Regions from separate parts of the Homo sapiens genome. Here region 2 is linked to region 1. A link is a loop called in an ENCODE intact Hi-C map of the cell type or tissue named here. Cell type or tissue: A673. All regions are shown on one strand. Each heading gives the region's core, and the rest is flanking DNA. Links, peaks and the distances in the headings are about the cores only.

Region 1 (6,846 bases), core at 911-5,910:
AACGATTAAAATTTTATTTTAATTTCAATGTTGTATATTTTGATAGTTAACTGACATAAATAAAAGCCTAATTATTTGCAGCTATCTATTATTTTTTATTTTTTAAATTTTTTTTGAGACTGAGTCTGGCTCTGTCCCCCAGGCTGAAGTACAGTGGCACAGTCTCAGTTCACTGCAGCCTCCACCTTCCGGGTTCAAGCAATTCTGCTGCCTCAGCCTCCTGAGAAGCTGGGATTACAGGTGCGTGCCACCACACCTGGCTAATTTTTTTTTATTTTTAGTAGAGATGAGGTTTCACCATGTTGGCCAGGCTGGTCTCGAACTCCTGGCCTCAGGTGATCCACCCGCCTTGGCCTCCCAAAGTGCTGGGATTACAGGCGTGAGCTGCCATGCCCAGCTGTAGCTATCTATTTTTTAAGCACGTTAAAGGGTGCTCTGTAAGCTCTGACAAGCCAAGTTATTAAATAAGTGTAGTGCAGGTCCTTGAATAACATTGCCTCATTCAACCTTGTTTTGTTTTAATGCTGATGAGAAAAAAAAAAACAAAAAAAAACTGATGCCACTGTCTGGGTAGAGTTTGCACACCCTTCCCTTGTCTGCATGGGTTTTCTCTGGATATACATCCCCAAGCTGTGCCCATTAGGTGAAATGCTGTGTCTACATAGCCTAGGGTGAATGAGTATGGGTGTGTCTGAGTACACCTGTGATAGGATGGCGTCCTGGCCAGGGAGGGTGCCCATCTTGTGTTTTCAGCAGCCAGAATTTGTTCTGGCTGCACACCACCCTAAACTGGAATGAGTGGATTGCAAATTATATGAATAAATACAAATTACTGTGAAATAAAAATGTGTAATGTAGACGACAATTATACAGATGCAGGACAATAAATGATGTGGGACAGAAGCGCTCAGCAAGCTCCCCACATTTGTTATTGCTTGTTTTTGAACTGCATGGTGGTGGAAGGTACTCCTGACAATTTTCGCTTCGTAAACGTTTACTCGTTGATTAAATTCACCACCACTATGAGTACCATCACTCATGGGTTCACCAAAAATTGAGTAAATCATCATCTTACTTGTTTTTATTAATATTTATTAAATGTATGCATACTTCACATTTATTTCAATATTTAATATTAGAAGTATTTTGGTCCTTACTTAGAAGTTTGGTGATATTTTTGTGACCAGAAACATGCCATAGGAACTTGACTCTTGTTTATGTTGTAAGGCACAATAACAAACATAAAAAGGCATGCTCATTTCTACTTGCCAACATAATTTCACAAAGCTCTTGATTCAGTGATGACATACAGCTCTGTAAAAAATACTTTAAAGACAAAACAAAATAAAACACATGGCCCCACCACAACTCTTGCCTCAGTCACTACATTTCTTAAAAGATCAATGATCCTAGTCCTTGTCTTTTCCTATACATAAAATAACATTTGACAAAATTAATGATTATACTTCTATAACCTATCACCAAATATACTCTTACACTGAAACTTAGATATAATTTTACACATATTAAATCTTCACCACCTACATGTAAACCATAAACTAAAATACTGCCTTAAAACAGCCTGACAGAATTGCTTCTGGGTTATAAGCCTCAGTCTATAGTCCTCAGTAAGACTTCCAAATAGAACTAACTTTAATTATTTAAAAGCTTAAATTTTTTTCCTTCAGTCAACAATATCAATTTGCCTATGGTAAAATTAGCTTCATTGTACATCTTCTTCCTGAACCTATTGAAGACACTGAGCAAGGACTCATAGTATTGTTACGTACTTTACCTTTGTATAATTCATTCTGGCATTCGATGGTATGTAACTACAATATTTATAAGTGAATTTCTTATAATAGTCCTGATAAGTATACTGTAAAATTGTCTTTGAAGGTTAATAAAATAAGCATGATTGATATTTTTCTTGTTACTTCAAATAATTTCCCCCCACAGGTATTAGCAATTCTTCTAATTAAAAATACAAGAAATGGGCCGGGCATGGTGGCTCACGCCTGTAATCCCAGTACTTTGGGAGGCTGAGGTGGGTGGATCACCTGAGGTCAAGAGTTCGAGACCAGCCTGGCCAACAAGGCAAAACCCCGTCTCTGCTAAAAATACAAAAACTAGCTGGGCGTGGTGGCGGGCACCTGGGATCCCAGCTACTGGAGAGGATGAGGTGGTAAAATCACTTGAACCCAGGAGGCAGAGGTTGCAGTGAGCTGAGATCGTGCCACTGCATTCCAGCCTGGGCGACAGAGGGAGACGCTCTCTCTCAAAAACAAAACAAAAAACAAAACCAAGTAATGGAAATAAGAAATAAGGAGGATAATTCAAGAGGAGAATGAGTTTAATATAACTCAGAATAAAGTTTGGACAAATATACACCAAATTCTGAAACGCCCTCAGTGGCCACCAACTGGCCAAAAGGTAGAACTAGAGAAATAGCAGGATTGGATCTTTTTTCTCCACTCCCGGTATTTGTTATTAAAAAAAAAAAAAGCGGGAGGAGGGAGAAGAGAGAAAGAGTTATAAATGCATCCATGAATGATTACTGTACTACCACCAACAATATTCAGATCTGCCATGATGGAGCCTGTGAACCTGCATGTAACCCCCTCCACTAATCTAACAACTATCTTCATCTTAGGACAAAGTCTTCCTATCTATTTGTCCCATTTCATCAATCTGTTCCAATTCTTCCCCTTAATCCTATAAATCCATCTCTGTTATTTTCATTGTGTCACACCCTCCTCCCATAACATTACCTCAATTAACCCCTTACAGCAGTGATTTTTAATCAGGGGTGATTTTGCCCCCCAGGGGGCATGTGGCAACATCTGGAGAACTGGTTGTCACAACTAGGGAGGTGGAAGCGGATGTGTGTGTTCCTGACATCTAGTGGGTAGATGCCACAGATGCTGCTAAACATCCTACAATGTACAGGACAAAGAACTGTCAACAAAGAATTATCTGGCCCAAATGTCAAGTGCCGAGATTGTGAAACCCTGTCTTAGGAGGCAAGAAAAAATTCTGCAATAATGACACACTAAACCTTTGCCTTTTACCTTTTTCTAACTTTCCCTGTAAAAAGAAGTTAATGTCCTGTAGCAAACTGGAACACAACCTCTTGGCTGTTAGCATCCCTAACAAGGCAATGGGTGTATATGCCAGAATTTGAGTCCCAGGATCTCCATCTTCGAGTTACGTGACCTGCAAGTTTTCTAGTTCTCTGAGCCTCACTTTCATCATCCAAAAATATAGTGAAATTGAAAATATACTATCTCAGTATGGTTATAAGCACAGGAGATAGTACATTTAAAAACCCAGCATACTGCTAGGCATATAGGTGTAACACAGGGACAGTGATGCTGCTGATCCTTACTGTCACTGACTGAGGCCCCCCCATCTCCATCAGCTGCTGCAACAGAGAGATAAGAAAAGCAGCAGTCACAGCAACAGAGTTAATTATGTGGAAGTGGAAGACACAGCTTAGACCTCATTTGAAGTGATCGAGAAGTATTCCTGAAAACCATATAAACAAGTGTAAATAAGTACACTAGGGCTGAACCCTTTCTGGGCCACTCTATGTCTACTGGTGCACACCCTTAGCACACTGTTAATTCCAGCCCTTCCACTCATCAGCCTCAACATCTGGCATATGACCCTGGAGCCAGAGACTAGTACCACAATGACAGAAGATATGAGGTCAAGAACCAACCAAACTCTAGTCTAGGTTACATTATTGTCTGCCCAGAAGATAGATAGATTCTTCTTTGTATTTGATTTAAATAAGAATACCCAAGGCTGCTTTCTTAAGTAGTTGTGTTTACACAGACTTCAATAGAAGCTTTCAAGAGAGTTTCTCTGTCCTCCTTTAATACCCCTTCCCCAACTCAATCTCACTGGGAGAAGAAATCAGCCTTAAATATCTTCCTTGGATGGGGACCCACTCCAGCAGGCCTGCAGCTTACCACGTGTGGACTCTGGAGGGAGCTCCTGCCTCACAAAAGTTGAAGTACATCCTTCTACTGAAGACTACAACACTTTCCTTTAAAGTGACACTTGTGAATCTCCAGGGTCTTAAGAATGTGGAGTTTAGATTCTCAAATCTTTCTCTAGAGCCCTTATCATGGTTTTAGTTCGCTCACTGGGCCTTTCTACTCTGGAGAATGCACGAATATTTTCCATTTGATTAAAATGGCAGGGTTCATTCTAAAATAAGTCACCAGGCTATTAAAAATGTGATTTACCTCCTATACAATAGCTACATTTTGAAGAGTGGAATCTCCCCTAGGATTCAGTGAAGAGGGAAGCAAAGCTACAGGTCATTTCCCAGGGACAGACTAAAAGTTTACTGAATGTAATTAAACTATATTATTTATATAATTTTAACTCATGTAATTAGCTTGGCTTTGGTGCTAAGCCCTTTTTCCTTCTTAGCACTTTCAACTTGTATCTTGCAAAAATGATGAAAGACTAAATCTATTTATGATATACCAAGTGTACCTTTTACATATTCAGCTTAAAATGAGCAAAGATAATTAACTTATTTATAAGTGCATTCAAGAAGTTATATAACAATTATTCAACCATTATTCATATTACTACTTCTACAATCCTTTCTGAAGAAAAAAAAATTGGTGCTTATGATCTTGCTTTACAGCTCTCTCCAATGACTTGCCTTAACCATGGGGAAACTGTCACAAATGATTCCTATAGATCAAGGAGTTGAAGTCAATTTTAAACTCAGAATGAGAGGAAGGAAGCCTCCCCTAACTGCCTCTAGCCTGGTTCAACTACTTTTAAAGATTGCCTTCTCTCCAACGCAGGTCCTTTTACCAGATATTCCAGAGGTAAAGATCTACATGTGTAAATGTAAAGAGTGAAGTCATCTGGAGTTTTATAGCCGACTATGGCAAAATTGAGTCCTGGCTCTAAACTGGGCCAAGTTTCTCCCCATTGTGGCCATATGTAATCCTTGCTGTCTATTGAGAGTCGTCTATTTTTCAGAATAGATGCTCTGCTTCTACAATAAATGGAGAGGTAGGGGATATTCCTTCTATATAAGTGTTGGTTTATGCTTGGTTTACCAGCTAGACAGTGTCATGTAAATTATTAATCTAAAATATAGAAAATATCTCCCATTCTTCCTTTTATATTATGGCTATATTATGCAAAGCAGTCATAGCATAGCCCTAAGCCCAGCAGTCTGGCTATGCCTACCTTTTAGGTGCAATTATAGGCATTTCTGCCTCGTATATGTAGTCCTAGCAATCTCTGTTTTGCAAGGGTATGCGAAAGAAAGAAACAAAGAAAGTAACAAAGAAAGAAAGAAAGACTTCAGAAAAAAAATACGGGAAGGAAGGAAGGGAGGGAGGGAGGGAGAGAGGGAGGGCAATAGGACTTAAAAAAAAAATAGGGACAATGACCAGACCACACAAACTTTAGGAACTTTGGGACCAGAGCCCTAAAGAAACCAAAACCAATCAGCACAGTTAAAATTGCAACTAATTTTTGCATTTCGTATGACAGTCCATCCTTTGCAAACTTAAAACCCATAGGCTTGTGTTTTCCTTTTTGTAGGTCTTTGGAGACATTCATTTCTAATAACAGAGCAATTTCACCAAAATTAAAAGTATGATCCAAGGATGGCCTTCTTCATCAATCAGTTTCCTTCTCAGTTTCTTTGGATGCACGTGCAGCTTCTTCAGACAGCTAAATATAGCGGCAACTACAGTGAGTGAGTCTTAAAGCCGGTAAACTCCCCATTTCTTTCACTAAATAAAAACACTTCTGCAGAAGAGAATTTTTTCCCCTTAAGGTCTTCATAAATAATTTTTTATGGCTGTCTCTTTAGCTGTGAGAAACCTTATTCCTGATCACTTCCAAACATTAATATGCAAGAGGAAATCTATGAACCACAAAAACTTACACACTGAATTGATATAATTTCCCTATTTACCAAACACACAGGAGCCAATATGCATCAAAGAAACATATATTGTAGTAGACAGCCTGTATCTAATGGTTCTGGAATAGTCTGAGCTAAATTACCAAAGGTGACCATGCTGACCCACTGAGGGAAAGGGGCGTGTGTTCCGCCATGCACACTGCACTCTAGCATGTCTGGGTCTATTGGCACAGGCTGTCTTTCGGAAGGAACTGATCACCTTTTGGCAGAGAACAATGACTAAATACTTTGAAAAGACTGTTAGCTCAAACACTGAGATGCTCTAGGAGGAAAGGGTACAAAAAACATCCCTTAATCTCTGTGTTGGTGTTTCCCATGGGCAAAAGACTTATTCGGAGAGAAAAAAAGAGTCAAGGTTTTCCTGAAATTGTCTGTCACTGGGGTGGGTTGTTATGGGATATCTAGTGGTGCCACCGTAAATATTTTTCAAACTAGTCTCCAGGAAACTTTTTCTAAATTCGTAGTTGGGGGTAGAGGTCTGTGAAAATACAATAAATGCAACGTGAGTTTATAACTTTTTATCAGGCATACTTTGTGAATTGTAACATTGGTGGCAGAGCTAGAGGGATGAAGAGAGGGGAAATGAAGATAAATCCTCTGTCAATAGAGCAACTTGGACAATAACCAGAGAGTGGGAAGGCTCTCATCAACCAAATGAGGTCTGGGCAGCAGAAGGACGTTTCCACCAAGGGAAGGGAGCCATCTAGAACCTATCAAGGGTAAGAAGGCACTTCAGGGAGAGAGGGATTCAAGATTGCTGCTACTCTGCTAATGGAAGTTTAGAGAAACAAGTTACCTTGATTTCCAGTTTTTGTAGCCTCACTGAAATAAATATGGTACCTCCCTAAACTGCTGTAGAAATGGGGGTA
Region 2 (6,846 bases), core at 700-5,699, 390 kb after region 1:
CAAAGATAGGGAGGTCTGGCCATGTGATGAAGCCTGATATTGTCTGGAGAATTAAAGCTTTGCTGTTGGCCTTAGTGGCGAAGAACATGAGGTGCTCAGAAAGCATTGTGCACCTTCGTCTCCTTTGCCCTCACCACATTGTACAGGTGATGTAGGCTGAGACTTATATGGACAAATCAGCAACACCAGGAAGATTTCACTTTACTGCTGTTTAGGAAGCCTATTTTCCTCTCTCATTTTTCTTCCTGCCACCATGCTGCTATGCCCTGATGCAGAAGGATAGAGGCTTCTTCTTGCTCTGGAGACCTGCCAGCCCTCTTCGGTTTTCTGACTGTCTTCAGATGTCCCACCTCTGTCCTCTAAAACCACAAACACCTACTTAGCATCTACTAAGCTATGTCAGGAAGTGCACTCCATAGTAGACTTGTCACTTTATAGCACTGGTGGCAGACATACTCATTACAACATAGCTACAAGTAGGGGGGATGTTATACCCTTTTTGTCCTAGGCAGTCCTGGTTTATGCTTATTGCCCAGGGTAATGATTAATAGCACCCTCTTTTATTCTTAGGAGGGTCTCCCTTTGGGCAACAAATTAATGAATGTCAAGATTAGCATACTCAGAAGATTCTGAAAATTCCATTTCTTCCAGATAGCTTTCTCAGACTTTTAAAGACTGAATGAGGGACCGCTTCTACATATTTCCATGAAGTTTGGAGACACACCTGTCTATTTGCTATTCCACTCTAACCTATATCCTCTCTGAGGACAAGATCTGGATTCTCAGACATCAATTTATTCTCATTTGCCATAGGACTGACACATAGAATGCACTAAGTTTTTGATTGAAGTAATTATTAAATTCATAGCACAAGCCCATACTACAGACAGGAATGTGGGTCAGGGAAAATGGTCTAGAGAAAAATGTGCTTGTTAGGGCCCTGAAGGGTGAGAGGGAATTGGCCAGGGAAAAGGCAGGGCAATTCAGACAGCGCAGCAGCATCCTCACTGCAAGAGGTAGGAGAAACCACAGGACATGGCAGAATCTTAGGGTGTGAGGGCCAGAGCAAAGGTGAAGTCAGGAGGCAGTAAGTGCAGGCTGGTTGAGCGGAGGGACCGTGTGTAATGCTGAGGAGTTTGGACTTTGTAAGGTAATGTAACAATAACCAACAATAATCAACATCTAAACATATGCCAGACACTGGGCTAAGTGCTTTGCATGTTTTAACTCAGTCTATTCTCACAACTCGCCCTATGAGTTAGATACAGTTCTTATCCCCACTGGACAATGGAAAAAACTCAGGTTAAAGAGTTTCAGTGATCTGACTGATGTCATATTGTTGTGTGGATTTGAATCAAGAGAGTGTGACACCAAAGCCTAGCCTATGCTCCTTCTCCTTCTCTCTCTCTCTTTCTCCCCACCTCTTTCCTCTCTCTCGTATATGCACTCACACACACCATCCCAGAATCAACGAGGATTTACTGAAGGGTTTAAGCTGGAAATGGCATAATCAGATTTCTATTTTAGAGAGGCTATGTAGGGAGACATTTGGGATTCAAAGTTTGGAGCAGGATACCTGAACAGGTATCCTAGGTGGGAAGGCTAAGAGGCTGTTACAGGCATCCAAGTGGGAAGGGTGAGAACCTGATCCAAGGTGAAGGCAGTAAGGATGGGAAGAAGGAAAGAGTCCAAGAGATTGTGAGCACATAGGATCACAAGAAGTCAAAAGAGAGATTGAAAATGTGGTTTCACTTAGAAGGTTTGTGTCTTTGGAAATCAGGTAGGTGGCAGTGCAATTCCCTGAAACTGAGAGTCGGGCATGGAAACAGGTGAGATTATGAGTTCGGTTTGGGGCATGTTTGATTTGACATAAAAGCCATCAGCATAAAATCAGATGAAAAGACCCAGGATAAACATGGAGTGAGAACAGAAGAGGCCCCAGGGCATGAGGAAACTAGAGGCTCATGAGGGAGAGAAGAGAGAGACAGGAGGAAAGTCAGGACAAAATCACGTGACAGAAGCCAAGAGAAGAGACAGAGACAGAGGAGGTGATATAAAATGGGCTAAAGTATTTTTAGAAAATAATTAAACAGTGATTTATGTGTATATTTTAAAAGTTTGCAAAGCTAAATTGGTACATAAAGATATCACAATTATAGTTGTTGTTCACCTCATTAATCAAACGTCTAATATTATCTGATTACTATAAAATATACCTTAATTTAACCTTACTGTTCCCATTAATTTAAAGTTTTTGCTTTTGGGAAACAGAAAGACTTCAGCCAAAATTTCCACAAAAGTCATCCAAACCAGATGTCACTTTGGACTCTACTGAATGAGACTGTGAATATTATCAGGACTGTAGTCTTGTGGTGCTGTGCATGGGACTTTCTGAACAAACAGCGTTTATCTTGATGTCATCACCCCAGTTCCTCTGGATCAAATAGTGCAGTGTTGGCATTTTTACGGAATGGGTCACTAGACCCAGATGAAGAAAAATTGAAGTTATTGTGCACTAGTGCACCAGCCTTTTCTCTATGACAGCAGTTTTGTCCTTGTCCTTGATATAGATATTTGAAACACTCAAGTCTAATGAATTTTCTGCTCTGCTTGGAAATGTTCCCTTGGTGGCACATGGCAAACTTGAAAAAATATTGTAAAGGTTATCAAAGGTTAATAGTTTCTCAACTTCTTTTTTTTCTAGGAAGATAACAAAACCCAAATCCTTTCAGGCAAGCAGATCCAATAATGCAACTATAATTGTAACAGTGACACTCTATGGCTATTGTTCCCCTGATAATTTGCCTTTATCTAAAAGTTTTACTTTATTTATGTTGACACCTGTCCCCTTCCAAAATAATTTTAAATACTTTTAATAAGAGGCATATATACAAACATAGTAAAGATAGAAATAGAACATCAAAGACCATGTCAAGGAAAAGAGGAAACAAATATTCTATAAACCCAATCTAATATATGTGATATGCCTTAACATCACATGTAACTTTGAGATTTCTAATAGATTAAACTAAGTTTCTTTTAAGGATCTGGAAATACTGTTAATCATCACTTTCCCATTTTATCTTAAGCAGCCCTAAAAATAGATGACTGTATATTATAAGTGAAAAAAACTGAAATAGAGATATCATGGCTTCTCCAAGGGAAACAGCAAACTGTTATATAAGCAGAATGGACCCACATGAAAATTCTTATGCCACCTTCTAAATAGGGACAGAGCATTCTTGATTAATTTCACAGATTATTCTAGTACTTCTCAAATTATTCTATTTCTTCTTTCTTAGGGTTTTTCCAACACTGTAAGCTGTTCTTCAGCTTCCTAGGTGAGCTCCATTCTACTTATTTATGATTCTGGCTAGGACAGGGGAGAAAGCATTGATGAATGCTATGAGTGGGTTACTGTGTGCTTTTAGGAAGGGGATAAGGAGCAGATGAATGGGAAAGGGTCTGAGAAGGAAGCATGTGCTGGGATTCTTAAGTTAGGAAGCAACAGCTTGTTGGTAGGTGTATTAGTCTGTTCTCATGCTGCTAATAGAGAGATACCTGAGACTGGGTAATTTATAACGGAAAGAGGTTTAATTGACTCACAGTTCCACATGGCTGGGGAGGCCTCACAGTCATGGCAGAAAGCAAAGGAAGAGCAAAGTCACGTCTTACATGGCAGCAGGCAAGAGGGAGCATGTGCAGGGGAATTGTGTGCATCCCATTTATAAAACCATCAGATCTCATGAGACTTATTCACTATCATGAGAACAGCATGGGAAAGGCCCACTACCATGATTCAATTACCTCCCACTGGGTCCCTCCTATGACACATGGGAATTATGGGAGCTACAATTCAAGATGAGACTTGGGTGGGGACACAGCCAAACCATATAATTCCACCCCTGGCTCCTCCCAAATCTCATTTCCTCATATTTCCAAACCAATCATGCCTTTTCAACAGTTCCCCCAATATCTTAACTCATTTCAGCATTAACTCAAAAGTCCACAGTTCACAGCATTAACTCAAAAGTACACAGTTCAAAGTCTCACCTGAGACAAGGCAAATCTCTTCTGAGCCTGTAAAATCAAAAGCAAGTTAATTACTTCCTAAATACAATGGGGGTACAGGCATTGGGTAAATACAGCCATTCCAAATGGGAGAAATTGGCCAAAACAAAGGGGCTACAGATTCCATGCAAGTCTGAAATCCAGTGGGGCAGTCAAATCTTAAAGCTCCAAAATGATCTCCTTTGACTCCATGTCTCACTCCCAGGTCACACTGATGCAAGAGATGGGCTCCTACAGCCTTGGGCAGCTCCGCCTATGTGGATTTGCAGGGTACAGCCCCCTTCCTGGCTGCTTTCTCAGGCTGGCGTTGAGTGCCTGTGGCTTCTCCAGGCCCATGGTGGAAGCTGTGAGTGGATCTACCATTCTGGGGCCTGGAGGACGGTGGCCCTCTTCTCACAGCTCCACTAGGTAGTGCCCCAGTGGGGACTCTGTGTGGGGTCTCTGATCCCATCTTTCCCTTTTTCACTGCCCTAGCAGAGGTTCTCCATGAGGTCCCTGCCCCTGCAGCAAGCTTTTGCCTGAACATCCAGGCATTTCCATACACCCTCTGAAATCTATGTGGAAGTTTCCAAACCTGAGTTCTTGACTTCTGTGCACCTGCAGGCTCAACACCACTGGAAGCTGCCAAGACTTGGGGCCTGTACCTTCCATAGCCCAAGCTGTACCTTGGCCCCTTTTAGCCACAGCTAGAGCAACTGGGATGCAGGGCACCAAGTCCCTAGGCTGCACATAGCAGGGGGCCCTGGGCCCAGCCCAGGAAACCATTTTTTCCTCCTAGGCTCCTGGGCCTGTGATGGGAGGTGCTGCTGTGAAGTTCTCTGACATGCCCTGGAGACATTTTCCACGTTGTCTTGTTGATTAATATTCAGCTCCTGGTTACTTATGCAAATTTCTGAAGCTGGCTTGAATTTCTCCCCAGAAAATGGGTTTTTTCTTTCTCTTTTTCTTTTTTTTGAGATGAAGTCTCACTCTGTCACCCAGGCTGGAGTGCAGTACTGTGATGTTGGCTCACCGCAACCTCCACCTCCAGGGTTCAAGCGATTCTTCTGCCTCAGCCTCCTGAGTAGCTGGGACTACAAGTGCATGCCACCATGCCCAGTTAAGTTTTTTGTATTTTTGATAGAGATGAGGTTTTCACCATATTGGCCAGGCTGGTCTTGAACTCCTGACCTTGTAATCCACCCATCTTGGCCTCCCAAGGGTTTTTCTTTTCTATCCCATTGTCAGGCTGCAAATTTTCCAAACTTTTATGCTCTGCTTCCTTTTGAACACTTTGCCGCTTAGAAATTTCTTCTGCCTGATACCCTAAATAATCTCTCTCAAGTTCAAAGTTCCACAGACCTCTGGGGCAGGGGCTAAATGCCACCAGTCTCTTTGCACAGCAAGAGTGACCTTTACTCCAGTTCCCAACAAGTGGTTCATCTCCATTCTAGACCACCTCAACCTGGACTTTATTGTCCATATCACTATCAGCATTTTGGTCAAAGCCATTTAACAAGTCTCTAGGAAGTTCTAATCTTTCCCACATCTTCCTGTCTTCTGAGCTCTCCAAGTCTCTAAGAAGTTCCAAATTTTCTCACATTTTTCTATATTCTTCTGAGCCCTCCAAACAGTTCCAACCTCTGCCTGTTACCCAGTTCCAAAGTCGCTTCCACATTTTGGGGCCTCTTTTCAGAAGCACCCCATTCTATCGGTACCAATTTACTATATTAGTCTGTTCTCACACTGCTAATAAGGACATACCTGAGACTGGGTAATTTATAAAGGAAAGAGATTTAATTGACTCACAGTTCCACATGGCTGGGCAGGCCTCACAATTATGATGGAAGGCAAATGAGGAGCAAAGTCATGTCTTACATGGTGGCAGGCAAGAGAGTGTGTACGGGGGAACTCCCCGTTATAAAACCATGAGATGTCCTGAGACTTATTCACTATCATGAGAACAGCATGGGAAAGAACCACCTCCATGATTCAATTACCTCCCACTGGGTCCCTCCCATGACATGTGGGAATTATGGGTGCTGTAATTCAAGATAAGATGTGGGTGGGGACATAGCCAAACCATATTGGTAGGACTGAGCTAAAGTTAAAATCCACAGCAGGCATGCTCCCAGGCTCATTCTTACATGTAATCTCCACCTTGATTATCTTCCTATATAATCTGAACAAGACACTGATTTCATTATGGTAACCACAGTTGTCTTATTCAAGTCCTTATGATCTATACCTGGATTAATCAAGGAAGTGAAAGTTTCTTCAGGGTAGATGCTTTGAAATGGGCTCAAATGACTGACAGAACACACACACACACACACACACACACACACACACACATGTAAGCAAAAACCAAGCCAGACAACACCCTTACACAGCAAAGTTTTTCCAGAAACAGGAGAGTTTAGGCATAACCTACTGATGAAACAAAAAGTTTATTTCTCACCAGCTTATCCTCAAATCTCACCTAACCCAGTGCATTCTAAAATATATTCTCTGTTAAATGAAGTTTCTAAATATTAGTTTGTATGTCCTATCAATCATTATGAAGAACATAGTCTTCATTTTTACAAGACAAAAGAAAATAGCATCCAAGTTTCTCTTCTGTAAGCTAAGCACGATGCCTTGAGCTGTAGATTGTTTTTCTCAAGCTTATCAATATTGCTGATGGACAGAGTGACATTTATAGGAAGAGGCCATATGGGATTCTGTATCCACTTAAGCACTTATTAAGCATAGCACTTATTAAACAAAAACAGCCAGAATTATCAGGGAAAGATT

Evidence for each region. A loop is a pair of places that touch in the nucleus more often than their neighbours do. Peaks named below come from ENCODE experiments on the same cell type or tissue, not always from the same donor. Only the 100,000 strongest peaks of a DNase experiment are listed, where the experiment ranks them.
Region 2: a loop joins it to region 1, with 2.2 times the contacts of the local background. A loop is called at or near these places in 1 of 110 quality-filtered maps.

Annotation. Positions count from the first base shown.
Region 1 is chr4:173,255,088-173,261,933 of GRCh38, reverse strand. The region is part of intron 2 of GALNT7 (polypeptide N-acetylgalactosaminyltransferase 7); the gene reads right to left. It overlaps LOC124900812 (a long non-coding RNA gene), which reads left to right. Exons shown (of 3, transcript XR_007058367.1): 3 at 1-5,416. Among named protein-coding and RNA genes, the nearest start is that of MIR548T, 9.6 kb to the left of the region's middle. In A673, for the core only: CTCF peaks have their summits at 2,425 and 3,989; DNase peaks (open chromatin) are centred at 2,853 and 4,013; H3K27ac peaks cover 1,135 bases.
Region 2 is chr4:172,860,879-172,867,724 of GRCh38, reverse strand. All of the region lies in intron 7 of GALNTL6 (polypeptide N-acetylgalactosaminyltransferase like 6), which reads right to left. Among named protein-coding and RNA genes, the nearest start is that of GALNTL6-AS1, 140 kb to the right of the region's middle. In A673, for the core only: no CTCF peak of the experiment used is centred there; no DNase peak of the experiment used is centred there.